Regions from separate parts of the Homo sapiens genome. Here region 2 is linked to region 1. Evidence: chromatin loops called from intact Hi-C (ENCODE). Cell type or tissue: gastrocnemius medialis. All regions are shown on one strand. Links, peaks and the distances in the headings refer to the core of each region. The heading gives the core; the rest is flanking DNA.

What was found. Hi-C counts contacts between places; a loop is a spot of excess contacts. Peaks named below come from ENCODE experiments on the same cell type or tissue, not always from the same donor. Only the 100,000 strongest peaks of a DNase experiment are listed, where the experiment ranks them.
Region 2: a loop joins it to region 1, with 3.0 times the contacts of the local background. A loop is called at or near these places in 2 of 110 quality-filtered maps.

Annotation. Positions count from the first base shown.
Region 1 is chr1:66,530,216-66,538,873 of GRCh38, reverse strand. SGIP1 (SH3GL interacting endocytic adaptor 1) reads right to left here and starts at 4,721. Exons shown (of 25, transcript NM_032291.4): 1 at 4,506-4,721. The coding sequence starts at 4,515. In gastrocnemius medialis, for the core only: no CTCF peak of the experiment used is centred there; DNase peaks (open chromatin) are centred at 4,813 and 5,961; H3K4me3 peaks cover 1,483 bases; H3K27ac peaks cover 3,907 bases.
Region 2 is chr1:66,702,788-66,707,787 of GRCh38, reverse strand. All of the region lies in intron 18 of SGIP1 (SH3GL interacting endocytic adaptor 1), which reads right to left. Among named protein-coding and RNA genes, the nearest start is that of DYNLT5, 47 kb to the left of the region's middle. In gastrocnemius medialis, for the core only: no CTCF peak of the experiment used is centred there; a DNase peak (open chromatin) is centred at 2,563; H3K27ac peaks cover 1,171 bases.

The DNA.
Region 1 (8,658 bases), core at 2,141-7,140:
ATTAAAGCTTCTTTCCTTCAAACAGCAACATCCAAAATTAAAAACACATTTAATGCCATAATTTTCTTCTATTTGATTACTATGGGAACCATACTGTTCTTTACACATTTTATGGCAAATATTTGCATGTTAGCTAGATATTGGGTTAATAGCCTTTGATGGACTTGTGTGAGACTCTATTATTTGTATCATTATTCCTATGGGAAAACATGTTCCAAGTAACCAGCTCACAAACAAACTTTCAGGAACATAAAAATTGTGAGTTGGTAACTTCCTGTACCTTGTTTATTTGAAACATGGATAGTGTATGTGCTACATCCAACAGAAAGAATGATCCAGAGTCTTCTAGTATGGTTTATCTAATTTAATTTTTTAAAGACTCCATATTCTTTTTAGAAGTATAAAGATGACCCCTGACATTTGGATGGGAACATATATATCTAAAGAGGTTCTTTATGATACAGAACACTGGAGAAGATGAGAAATTACACAGGTGATGGAACATATATTGGAATCTTCTATCTGCATGTTTAGATTTTCTAAAGTAATTTCATCATTTAAAGAAGAGAATCAGTAGGAAAATTAGAAGCATTCCCTTTAAAACTTCTTAACTAAATACAAAATGAACAGCTCCAGCTTCAAGATGTCTTGCTCTTTTCTGACCAAACCAAAGAATTTTCCAAATGTTATTTTAGTAAAACTCTGTTTCTAGATAGGAAAAGAAGAAGTTCTTAGTGTTTATAAGGTTTATTGCAACAACAGAAGTTTAGTTACTCTTCAATTATGCAAAATTTTTTAAATAATGATTTTGGACATAAAAGGCATTAATAAGAAGTTAAAGAGTATAGTTCTGTCAATATTCATATTTAAAACAGAGAGACACAGAATATGCAACCAAAGGCACTACAGCCTATTTTTCAATTAGGTTAACATGCCCAACCTGATGCAAAGCAAAACTAAGAGGTTCCTAGAGGGTCAAAAACATGAGCTTTGTGGTTAAATGGATGTAGGTTCAAATTTCACTCCACCATTTTTTTGCCTCAATGCATTATTTTTACTTTTGAAAGGTAGAAAAGGACTGAAAAAAGCACCGTATATACAATATACTTAGTTTCAGGTTATTATGAGTAGTAAATATAATAAAATATATTAAATTATCCTGAATATTGTAATTAAACCCAGTAAGCCCTTAAAAATATTTGCTTGTTAATTTTTTAAATTGTCATATAAAATGAAACCATTGGCACCCAGAAACTTATCTTTCTAGTATAGCACCTAAGAGCCTGAATATGGAACTAAAAACGCAAAACGCCTTCAGTTGGGCCTACGTGAACAAGGAAAGTACTTTCTAGACACCCTCACAAATAGACAGATAGCCCAAGAAACTCTGACTTAGTTCCAGTTATCTTAGAAAGGATAGCTAAAGAATGCCATTTTCAAACTTTAATAATAATATATCAAAAAATAGTCCTTGAATAGTTGCCCTAACCACATAGACTTCATTGTAAGCTTAGCCAATATGTACACTCCATAGTTAATAATTCCCTTTGCTCATCATCTTTCCTTTCATATTTATACTACAGAAGGCTCCAGATCATGTGGCTTTCTTTAGAAAAGAAACAACTCAATGCCAACCACTGCCAAAAGATAAAGTATGCAGGAAGCAGCAAATCAAGTCCCCTAAAATATGTTTTTTAATTAAAATATGTTAAAAGAACCATGGAGCCACAAACCACTAATCACCTGCTTGTGGTCCCTGGGGAATTATTTCGTTGACTTCCACAAAATTAGGATCACTGAGGAGGTAGTAACATTTATCATCTATGATTGGATGGATTTCCAATAGGCATTGAATGAATGGAGCCTATATCCTGTTCCACACAAACAAAACGTAGTTTACTATGACCCATTCTGCTGAATATTTGTTTACTCTTGCTTTACACAAAGTAGAGAAGTGCCTTTGAAAAGTTGCCATGGCCATGCTTTTTCTGAGCAGCAGACTAAAACACTTTAGCAATATAGAAATGTACAGCCACACGAGTGCAAATATATGTTTTCTTCCTTTCCAGAAATGTGTTTGGGTGGATGACTCTGTGTGTGTGTGAGACACACTAGTTCAGAAGAAATATGATTTTAACTAGATGTTTGGTAGCACATTCTCAGAGTCCACTAATGTTTCAACGAAGAGCTGCCATGACAAATTTGGGGTGCCTTTTATGAGGTTCCTTATCTTTCCAAGGTTATTGTGGTAGATGTACAGAGGCTGGCAATCTCTAGAGATGAGTTAAGTTGAAATAATAATTATATACCACACCTTCAGAATAAGAGCAATTCAGAGGTGAAATTCTGCCATGCAATACCAGAAACATGAATGTATATTGCCAAAAAGACTGTCAACTAAGTTGGAAGGCAACTGATAGCAAATTGATTTTTGGTTAAACTCCTATTTGCCTTTCTAAGGTCACCGAACTATTAAGATAATAAGGCTTAAAAACATTTAAGTAGGAGCTATGGGTAGAAATAAATGTTAATTTCATTTAGCTATTTAAGCCAGTGGGAACACCTGTCCAATTTCTCTTGCAAAAGATCTGGTGAAAGACAACTGTATCCATAGTATAATTCATACTAATTCATACCAGTGCTAAGATAACATTGTTCATTAGATAAATTTGGCAAACCCAGAGCAATAGTGCTAATTCAGCTCCAGCACAAGTCTTTGTTGCAGTTCTCATTTTGGTTTAGGCAGCCTGGATAAGCTTATCACAGAGCTTTGAACTGACATTCTTGGATGGCACAATAGACCATATTACCAGGAGAATCATTCATGAGCATCAAAAAACGTTACAACCTTCAAAGAAGATACTTTAGTGCCATGGTTTGCAAGGCAAGAAGTGAAAAGAAAGAGCATCCAATTCTCTATGCAACACTGAAATCTAATCAGAATGTGTGCAGATGCATTTTTAAGAAAGCTATATGAAGTTGAGCTGGAGAAATACAGTACCTCTACAGGCAAGATATTTTTTCTGAAGAAGATAATCCACATGAGCTTTTAATTGAAAAGTGCATAAATAACACTCTGTCTTGCCTTGTTATTCAAAGATTAAATCAATTTTGAATTAATGAAAATGATTTAATCTGAGAGTGTTAGCAATCTCAATTTATTTAGGCCTGGATTTAAAGGGCTAGCTTGAGAGCCTTTTGCAAACAAGACTCAGCTCCATAACAAAATCATACCCAACCTCTCTTTTAAGGCTATCTTCTAAAATCTGTGGGTTTTGACTCTAGAATTCTTCACTCCCCCAAATCACATTAACAATGTTTGACATGATGACAGGGAGAGCAAAAAGAATTCATTTCTGCCAAATAAGTACAGGCTACACTGCTGTTTTTATGAAACCTTCCTCCTCTTATTCCATTTTGGTAAATTTCTAAGGAATAGTTAAAATCCGTAGGACAAACCTTGGCTTAAGAGGTGGCCTCTCTGCCATTTTCATGGCTGATTTGAGACCCATTATGCACTCAATTCTGCATTGTGAAATCCAGGCTGGGGACAAATTTCTGCCTGTCATCTTAGGAAAGGCCAGGAGTTTTGCACCATCCTATAGTGTGAAAACAGAAAATCAAAGCCTGCATAGAGCTGCTTGCTTCTTTCCTGATCAGCTTGCTGCTTTTTGGAGACAATCTTGGCTGTCACAGTGTCAGACTGGGAAGGGTAATTTAGCAGAATAAAATATAGTTTAAATAGCATCTCTCCAGGGAAAGTTCCTCCTTACACTCAATATTGAATATGCGAAAAGATCATCAGCAAATAATCATTTGATACTTGGCTAAAATCCATTGGACAGGGAAAGCATTTAGGGAGCACAAAATTCTTTTTTAACCTGATAAGACCCCGAATCAGGAGGCAAGAGGCCCGGATATTTTCCTTATATTTTTCATTCTGTTGCAATGACATTCTCATACAACTACAGTTTATGGACCAAATTTGCTGCCCTCCCCATCCCAATAATATGATGTAAACTGCAGAGATAAAAATACCTTATGAGAATTTTTACAATTTTAAACAGTTCACTGAAAATGTCTGTATGGATAACTCTGTTAATGACCTCTCCTGTCTAATGTCAATTTCAGAAAACAAGTTTCCATTGTAAATGTTTAATCAGTGTAGTCCCAGGAACCCAGAACAGAAAACCTTATCTTCTCGCCCAACTTATTTGCTCTGCAAGCTCTTTCCTAGCTCCATCTCAGCTCCCTGCAAACACTTTAGGCTTTTCTCTCTCAAAGGAGCTGGGAGCTCTGTAGGTTCTGAGCTAGGCAGCAGCCCTGTGGTTTGATTCCATTAGTCTGAGCCCAGATCCACTGCAAGCAAACTGCAGCATTTCTGCTTGCAAAACATTGGCAACCAGGTTCTAGAACCGCCACATACACTGGCTGCACATATTCTTTAATGCTGTTCTGCCCAAACCTTGCCTGAAGCCAGTCAACCATAGCAGAAAGCATCCTACCTTCCATCATGGTGGCAGAATTGCATTCCTTAATTTCCAAGGAGTCTGAAAAAACACAGGAGGATACGATTCCAGGTCCCAGCTAAGTCCTCACCACGCCGCTGCTGAGGTCTATTCCGTCCGCTGTCAAAGCCAAAGGAGATAAGTGTTAAGCCAAAAGACAGGCCATGGATGCTGCTGGTGCTTCTTCACCTACAGGCAGGCTACCAAGAAGATGCTGAGAGAAAGGGAGAGGAACGGCAAGCTGGCCGAGCTGCACCGCCTGCGCTGCCTCGGCCAATCCCTTCAGCTTTGGACCGCGTCACATGGTAGCCAGCCTGCATCTCCTGACACAATACCCCCGGAGAGCACACAGAACCTATTTCCCGTCCCCATTCCCCTCCACCCCCATCGCCTCCCGCTTGTCACCAAATACACAGCCCCTTCCCCACCTGGTGACGCACTTCCCCCGCCCCTCCTCGTCGTCTCCTTAAGCTTACAGAAGCGGCTGGGTGCCCGAGATTAGTTATCAAGGGCTGCCACCTTAACAGGGGACTCTGGCGTGAAAGCAGCACCTAAGTGGCTCGCTGCGGAGGGGGTTCTTTTCTTTTTCTTTCTTTCTTTCTTTTTTTGTTTTTTTAAGAAAAACTTAATAATTCCGTGCAGCCGGAAATCTTAGCAACACACTTCTAAGCTCCCATTCCGGTGTCCTTTTACCCTGAAGGAATTCCAAATGTCAGTGTCTGTGGCCTCCGTGCACATCTGTGCGTCTCTCTCTCTCTCCGTCTCTCTTTCTCCCCTCCCATCCTTCATTCAAGAGAGAAAAATCAATCCGACTGACGTCACATCATAAACATCCCCAAAAGGATGATGCAGAAGAAATTTCACCCCAGCTGCCTTCGTGAGAGCCAGGGAATTAATTGCGCATGACATGCTGAAGGGCTGGGAACTGTCATTAAAACAAAGAAACAAAAGAACCCACCCGAGTGGGGCTCTGGAATCAAACTGGCAACGCTCGAGATCGTTTCTGGGGCGGGAGGCTGGAAAGGGGAGCAGGCAGGGAGCGGAAGCCTGAGCCCGACCAAAGACAGCTGTGCACGCCGGCTCCCTCCCACTCCAACCTGGGCTCGCCGTCCGGGCTACAGACGGGACCCTGCGGGGCGCCCTTCGACGACCGAGTTCGAGTCCCGCCGCCACCGCGTCCTCCCCGCCGAGCGCACACGGGAGCGGCCTCGCTTCCCCAGGTGGGGAGCTTTTCTCGCAACCGACTGGGGCTGCAGCTGCCAACTGCAGTCTCTGTAGGAAACAAACTTTCTCCTAAATGACACGTTTCTCCGCGACGCGCCTCCTGCATCTGGAGTCGCCTTCAAGCCTATTCATTCACCCAAGTGGAAACCTGGAGGGAGGCAGTTGTGCCTGGTTGTGGCGGAGCCCAGGGTTTTGAAGCTGCCAGGAATGGGATCTGGGGGCTGTGTAGTTGCCTAAGTGGGAAGTTGTGTCACTGGGCCCGGTTGGGTTCAGTCTGTCACCTGACTGCTCTCCAGAGACCATGGAGCCTTTCAGAAGGGCCCAGCCCTGGGGGATCTACGACCCTTGGTTCCCTTCAAGAAAGCTCAGACAGCGAAGGAAGAAAAGGGCAGGGCAGCCTATGAGAGAGAGAAGGCAGAGAAAAAGGAAAGGAGATGGGAGGAAAGGGAACGCCTTCTTTAGAACTCAGGAAAAACAACATCAGAAGTGGGCATTTCTCCCTGTATAATCTCACAGTATGACCAGGAGAAAAGCTGTTACAATAGAGAGCAATTGTGAGCATCCAATGAAAATGTACTCAAAATAACTGGAAGAAGATGCATGGTATGATCAGGGTTGAGCCTGTAATGTATTATTAATCATTTCTATTAGCAATATACTCATGAACTTTTTCTATTGCTCAGCCCTGGACATGGCCTAGCTCTTTCTACCAAAGCAAATATGACGTACTGGTGACTGACTGAAGTAGCATATTAATAGTTGAAAAGCAAAACACAGCTCCTTAGCAATTTAGAAGTTTTGAAAAACCCATTGTTCTCCCTAAGGACACATACTTCAGTGGCCTCTAAATTTTAAAATGAAATTCTTCAGGGAGATACAAATACTTGTGACTTTTTTCTTATGTCTCTAAGACAGTTAAATTTTAAAAGGGGAATGAATTCCTAAGTAAAACCTGCCTTGAGTACAACTTACACTGCTCTGAAAACTGGAGGGGTATTATTGCAAAAAGGATTGATTTGTGTGTGTGTGTGTGCATGTGTGTGTGTGTTTAGCAAATGTTTTGTAATGATTAAGAACATTGATGGGTATTCGTGTCAAATAGATGGGCACCAAGTTTTGTTTGTGCCACATAATGAGCTCTGTGACTCTGAGCAATTTATGTAATTCTCTGTGCCTCACAGTTTTCTTATCCTGAAATGGAGAGAATAATAATGCCAAGTTAATTGAGCTATAAATGGTAATAATAACAAACCTGTATTAATGGCTTACTATGTGCCAGACAGTATTCAAATACTCTGCTAGTAAATTACTTAGCATTTTGTCTGGAGCATAATAAGACCTGCATGTTAGCTTTTTAGTATTAGTATTATTACTACCAAAGGGCTGGCAGATGCATCAAAGAAGTTTGCAGCCAACTGGGAGTTGTACCAAATGCACAGAGAACAAGTTAGTGAAAGACCAGGTGATGCATCCAAAGATGTAACATGTTGGAGATTTCTGAAAGGCTGCTAAGTAGGAAATCAAAATCTAATGAGGTTAATTAGGAAAGACTTTTTTTTTTTTTTTACAGAGGTGAAATTTCAGAGTTCAGAACTTAATTGGAATGGGCTTGAAGTGGTAGTTCTAAAGAATATAGGGAGTTGTAAGTAAGAAAAAAGTATCATGTAAAATCTGGAGGTGAGTGCAAGCACTGAGGTGCAGGAGTGGGGGCCATTGTTAGGATGTAAGGGAAAGGTGGAGAAACCCAGGCTGCCTGCCTTCTTCCTCCCAATGTAAGTTTTACAGTGTGTTAGAGCAATCCTCTCAGATAGGTTTGGTATGGGTACACTTCAAGTTTTTTTAGACTTGCAGCAACTATCTAGAGACAGCAAGTCAATGGAAAGATTCTTTTGGTCAATGACTATTTATAGGAAAAGCAGAAGTTTGTAGATATTGTCAGAAAGGGATGTGTATTTCAAGGTGGTAAAGCTAATCCCAAAGGCTAAACTTCACCGCAACTTCATCAGTTGTGTGTATTTTATCCTTTAAAAAGAAGATGCTATTACCAATAGCATATCCAATAGAACATCCAATGAATGAAGTTCTGTTTCAATAAAATTTGCTCAAATATGTAATCAAAAGAGATTATCCTAATTGTGGTGTTTTCTCATAGGTTTTTTTCTTTTTATTTTCTTCTTCTTCTTTTTTTTTTTTTTTTTTTTTTTTTTTGAGACAGTCTCACTCTGTTGCCCAGGCTGTAGTGCAGTGGTGAGATCTTGGCTCATTACAGCCTCCACCTCCTGGGTTCAAGCTATTCTCCTGCCTCAGCCAACTGAGTAGCTGGGATTACAGTCATGCCCCACCATGTCCACCTGATTTTTTTTTTTTTTTTTTAGTAGAAAGGGGTTTCACCATGTTGGCCAGGCTGGTCTCGGTCTCCCGACCTCAAGTGATCCACTAGCCTCGGCCTCCCAAAGTGCTGGGATTACAGGTGTGGGTCACCATGCCTGGCCTCTCATAGGTTTTTGAAAAAAAAATTGTTTTGATCAAGAACAAAGACAATACTTTAGGTTGTGGTTCAAATTTTATCACTTCATCGTATAATTTTTGCTTGCCAGCAAGGGCAAAGGAGAATATCTAGCCTCCAAAACCATGGAATACTTTTTGCAATTCTGAAATGAAAGTCAAATGGTATATGGAAAAGATTGGGTAAATAACTGACTTGCATCAAAGTGCAAGAATTGCTCAGGAGTTCAGCTCAGGATGTGAATGTCAACCCAGATCATACCAGGCTCTGATATGGTACTTATGACTGGTCCAAGACCAAAAACTAAATTGCTGAAGTCACTAGACATTCAACATTTTTTCTAAAATAACATTTGTATGGTAGTAATGGCTGATTACATAGTGTTTCAGAATGAAATCTTATTATATTCCTACTATAAAA
Region 2 (5,000 bases), core at 1-5,000, 170 kb before region 1:
AGAAGCACTAATCTACAGGCTTAAAAGGGCCAAAGATGTGAATGCCCCTGGACAACTCATCAACTCTCTTGGAAAATTAACAGTCATCTACCAGACTATGCAACTGCTGGTGGGAGAAACTGTCACATTCTTTGGAATCTAAGATACAGAATTTTGAAAGATGAAACAAGTAGGTTATGACTGACATGCATCCTAAAGGAACACTCAGGTGCTATAACTGTATCTGTCAAAAATTTCTTGTTGACTTTCAAGGAAATTATTTACTTTGCAATAATTTATAAGTAAATTCTGGAAAGCTAATGCAGATAAAATTCTGGAATTTTTGATGTGTCACAAAATTAAACTATCAATGCAAAGAGTATAAAGAGGTCAAGGTTATAAATATGTGGTATAGAAAAATCATCATGCCACTATGATATTAATTGTAACTGCTGATGGCCAGAAGTGATTCAGATGTGTCTGCAGATTCTGAATATGAAATAGATTTAGGCTCAGTTTCTGATGGTTATACTGAAGATAGTGGCCAGCACTTTGTCTATTATTATTGGTTAGAAAAAAAAATGCTTTTCTACACTTGACAAAGTTTATTTCGTGCCCAAAAAGTTGTGAAAACAATGGAGCATAACCCAGTGTATGGCTTCTTGGGATCAAGTAAATGCAGCACACATATTTGTGTGTGTATGTGTGCCCATGCGTGTGTGTGTAGATACATGCAGACAGGGTTTCATCAAGAATTTTCACCAAAACATCAAAAATGTTATTTCTACTACTCTCTGAATAGTGTGATTTTGGGGTGATATTTACTCTTTTATTTATACTTTCCCATATTTGAATTTTTAAAAGTAATAATATGCTTAAATTAATGTCATGATCACAATAAAGCCAACTGTGAGCTATTTGTAAATACTTTGAAGTGTCAAAGGGAATATTAGCGTATGTTAAAATAAAAGGATGCATAATTATACACTGTGTGATAATATAAACTATACATGCACACACGCAGACTCACATTCACATGCAAAATCTCAGAACTGAAAAACATCAAAATGATAATAGTGGTCATCTACAGCTATTTGATTATAGATCTTTTTAAAAATACCTTTCTGTTTTTCCAAGTTTTCTATAATGTGTATGTGTTACTTTCATACTGAGGAAAAAATATAAGTACATATTGATAATTACTTTGGAATTTTAAATATTGAGATTTCTACATTTTTCCTTTTTCTTTTTTCTTTTGTCATCTTTACATTTATTTATTAAAGAGAAAAGATAATATTTAGATTAAAATATCAACTGTCATAAATATTTATTAAAATATTTATAATTTATATTATATATAAATGTGTATCTCTATATAAATTATATCATATATATTTATTTTATATATAACTATTTTATATTATAAATATATAAATATATTTTATAGTATAAATATTTATTTATATTTTACATATTATATAATATATAGTTTATATTTTATGTATAATATAAAATATATTCAAAATTAAAAATATTTGATGAAAATGTGAGATAAAGGTAATAAAGATGAGTGACCAAATTAAAATAAATGGTTTGATAGCAAGAAGCAAATTATAACAAAAACATTTCAGATTTTACCAAAAACAGTAATTCATTAAAAAGAAATAAATTGTGAACCAAAGTAATGAAGAAGTTTTTTTGTTTTGTTTTGTTTTTGTTTTAATATAACTGGAATTCAGAAACATTTTGTTATTTATTTATTTATTTTTAAATTTTACTCTAAGTTCCGGGATACATGTACAGAATGTGTAGGTTTGTTACATAGGTAAACATGTGCCATGGTGGTTTGCTGCACCCGTCAACCCGTCACCCAGTTTTTAAGCCCCACATGCATTAGGTATTTGTTCTAATGCTCTCCCTCTCCTTGCCTCCCAACTCCCGACAGGCCCCAGTGTGTGTTGTTCCCCTCCCTGTGTCCATGTGTTCTCATTGTTCAACTCCTACTTATGAGTGAGAACCCATAAGTGTTCTTTCCTTGAATGGTTTATTTCTTTTCTTGAAGTGTTTATTTCTTGAATGGTTCCTTGCAGTTACAAATTGGATGCTGGTAATTTTGAGCACTACTGAAAGTTATTCTCCCAATGGGACTGATAAATATGATTGGAGAAGTAGGAAGAATGCAGTCTGCCATTGTTTGCCTGCCTGAAAGCCTGCTATTTGAGCTGCTAGTTTCATAGCAAATGGGCTGTGTGTAAAGTCCAAAAAAAGGCAAAAACCTAAGGAAAGGAGTAACTGACATTAAATAACTCATGCTTCCTCTCCCTAGATTCATTTGCCACAGTGATGATTGCAACTTTTCCGAAACATCCTTGAACAATTAATATTACCCTTGGGACACTTCTCCAGAAAAACCTCTTATGTTTTCTCAGGGCATATTTCAATTCTCTGAATCAGATCTTAGGGGAAGTCATGCTGTTATTACTCTGAATAGAAGACTAAGAAACACAGTTGTAAACACACACAGCACACGCTGCCTGTGTGAATATGCGTCAGCAAGAAAAGAAGCCCCAAGGCCATATTTACTTGTGTCCTGGTGACTTGGTACGGCAAAGTCAGCAGAAGAGAACACAAAGTCCATGAAATTTTTTTGTCTGCTGACAGTCCACGCTGTAGCAGAAATGATTACACACACAGTGCAGAATAGTTGAAGACATAAAAAGGTTCAAATCTTAAGGACAGTGACTTATGTTAATGCCTTATGTTAATGTCTCTCAGCCAATCTTTGATTTAATAAATGAAGCAATTAATATAAAATTCTTAGCACATGTCTAGCACATATTAAATATTCATTAATACTAACTATTATCTTAGGAAATGATTACTTTTGAATAGTACTTTATAGTTTGCAAAAGCCTTTCACAAGTAATTGTCTAAAATTTGTTTGGAGTATATGTGGTGCTGATTAAATATATCCACAGCAGACACATAAAAAGGATTATAAGTGGGAGATTCTCCTGAGTCTTAATAAAATCTCTTTGAATCACTAGTATACTTTCTTCATTCATTTATGTCAGAGGTTAATAAGAACAGTATTTTGAAATAGGGTAGGCAGCCAAAGTCTGTGGACAGCTCTTCTCAAAAGACATAATAGAAACAAACGCTATAGAGGTCATCAGCCAGCGATTGCATGTTGAAGGCTCAGAACCATCCAAAGATGAAGCAGTTTCCCCCTGGAATTCTCAGCTTCTCCATTCTTTTCTCAGGAAGTTTGAAATTATATGTCAAATTGGCAGAAATGCTATGATTTACAAATCCTTTAATAAAAGAGAGGATAAAAGATTTTCTGCCACATCTCCCATCAGTGTTGACACAGAACCCCCAGGAGTACACTGGCAGGCAGACCATTAGTCTCAACAAGTCAGCTTTAATAATGGGCTCTGGTAGAGGCAAAGGGTGTACAGCAACGCAGTGGCATGATGCTTCCAAATCATTGTCTTGCTCCGTACCAGCAGAGAAAACACTGCTTATCATCCCTGCTGACAAGGAAGGGAGACCATGTAGCAACTCTCAGCAGAATCAAATTGTCAGATTTTTATGTGGAAGAAGACAAGAATGCCACAACTGAAACTTCTCCAAAGCAGGCAAGAACTAAGTAAAACACAGCCATGTTACAAGCAGAGGATGCATGAAGTTGGACAACAGTTGCTTATATTTGAGTGCTTTGCATGCACTATACTAAGTGTTTGACTTTAATCTTGACCACAGCCCTGTGAAAGAGCTGCCATTATTATTCCAGTTTTCAGAGGAGGAAACTAAGTCTTAGGTTAGGTAACCTGCCTAAAGTCACACATTGTGCTGAGGTTATAACTAAGATCTAGAAGGCTTATTCCAGAGCTCATGCATAAACGCATACACACACACACACACACACACAGAGTTCTTTTTCTCTTTATATATGTGATATGAAATATCTATGATATGCCATATATCATTCATATTCCATATTTCATATATATCATATACAAAAACATTATATATCATATATGAAAACCTATGATATATATCATACTGTAGGTTATGATCATATATAATATATATGATATAGATCATATATAAATGTGATATAGCTGATATACAATATATAGTATGTATGCTATATCAGTATGTCAACATATCACACATATGATATAGAATATATGTGTGATACATATCATATCATATATATGATATATATATTCCATATCTTTTTCTCTATTATCTCTATATGTGTGTGTGTGTGTGTGTGCATATGTATGTATATGTGTACTGAGAGCAAATGGATATGCATTAATTGAGGAATCTTTCTAATACTAGGATAATACCAAGCATACCTTAGGTTAACATTTACATATCACCTAAGATTTTCTATTAGACTCTAACATAGCAACATGTTATATTGCTTCAGGGTAGAGTCTATGTAGGTATAAATGTTGCTCCCGTTTCTTCCATCACCCTACTAGAACATTTTTGCAATTCTACCATTGCCTTTGCTACAGGATGCTTTGCATAGGAAGTGCCGAACTCTTCTCTTTCTTCTATTCTTCTATTTCTTGTGAATTACTGGAAGGCAGGAGTTTTATTATTTCACCTCCATAATTCCAGCACAAGGGCTTGTAGCTAGAAGAGCTCATGGACTGGTTGTGAAGCACTGAATGCAAAAATAAATGAGTGAATATTCTTTAACTTTTCTATTCTGTTACTCATTTTCCTGCTCCAGGGAACTATTTAACTTATGCTTCAGGTTTTAAAATTGTCCACGCATAGCAACCCTTCTTTTTGTGGGGCTCAAGACTTTCCGCTGTTCTTGTTAGTTCCCCATTTGGTTACTCCAGTCAGATGAGAAGTCCTGTTCTAGAATCTACTTTTGCACCCAGGGAAGTGCAGCTGACACTCAGGGTTCCATTCCTCTCTGGGGAGTGAAAGGCTTCAATCTTGAGCAAAGCAAATGTTGCCCAATGTTTATCTATTTTAAACCTATTGGC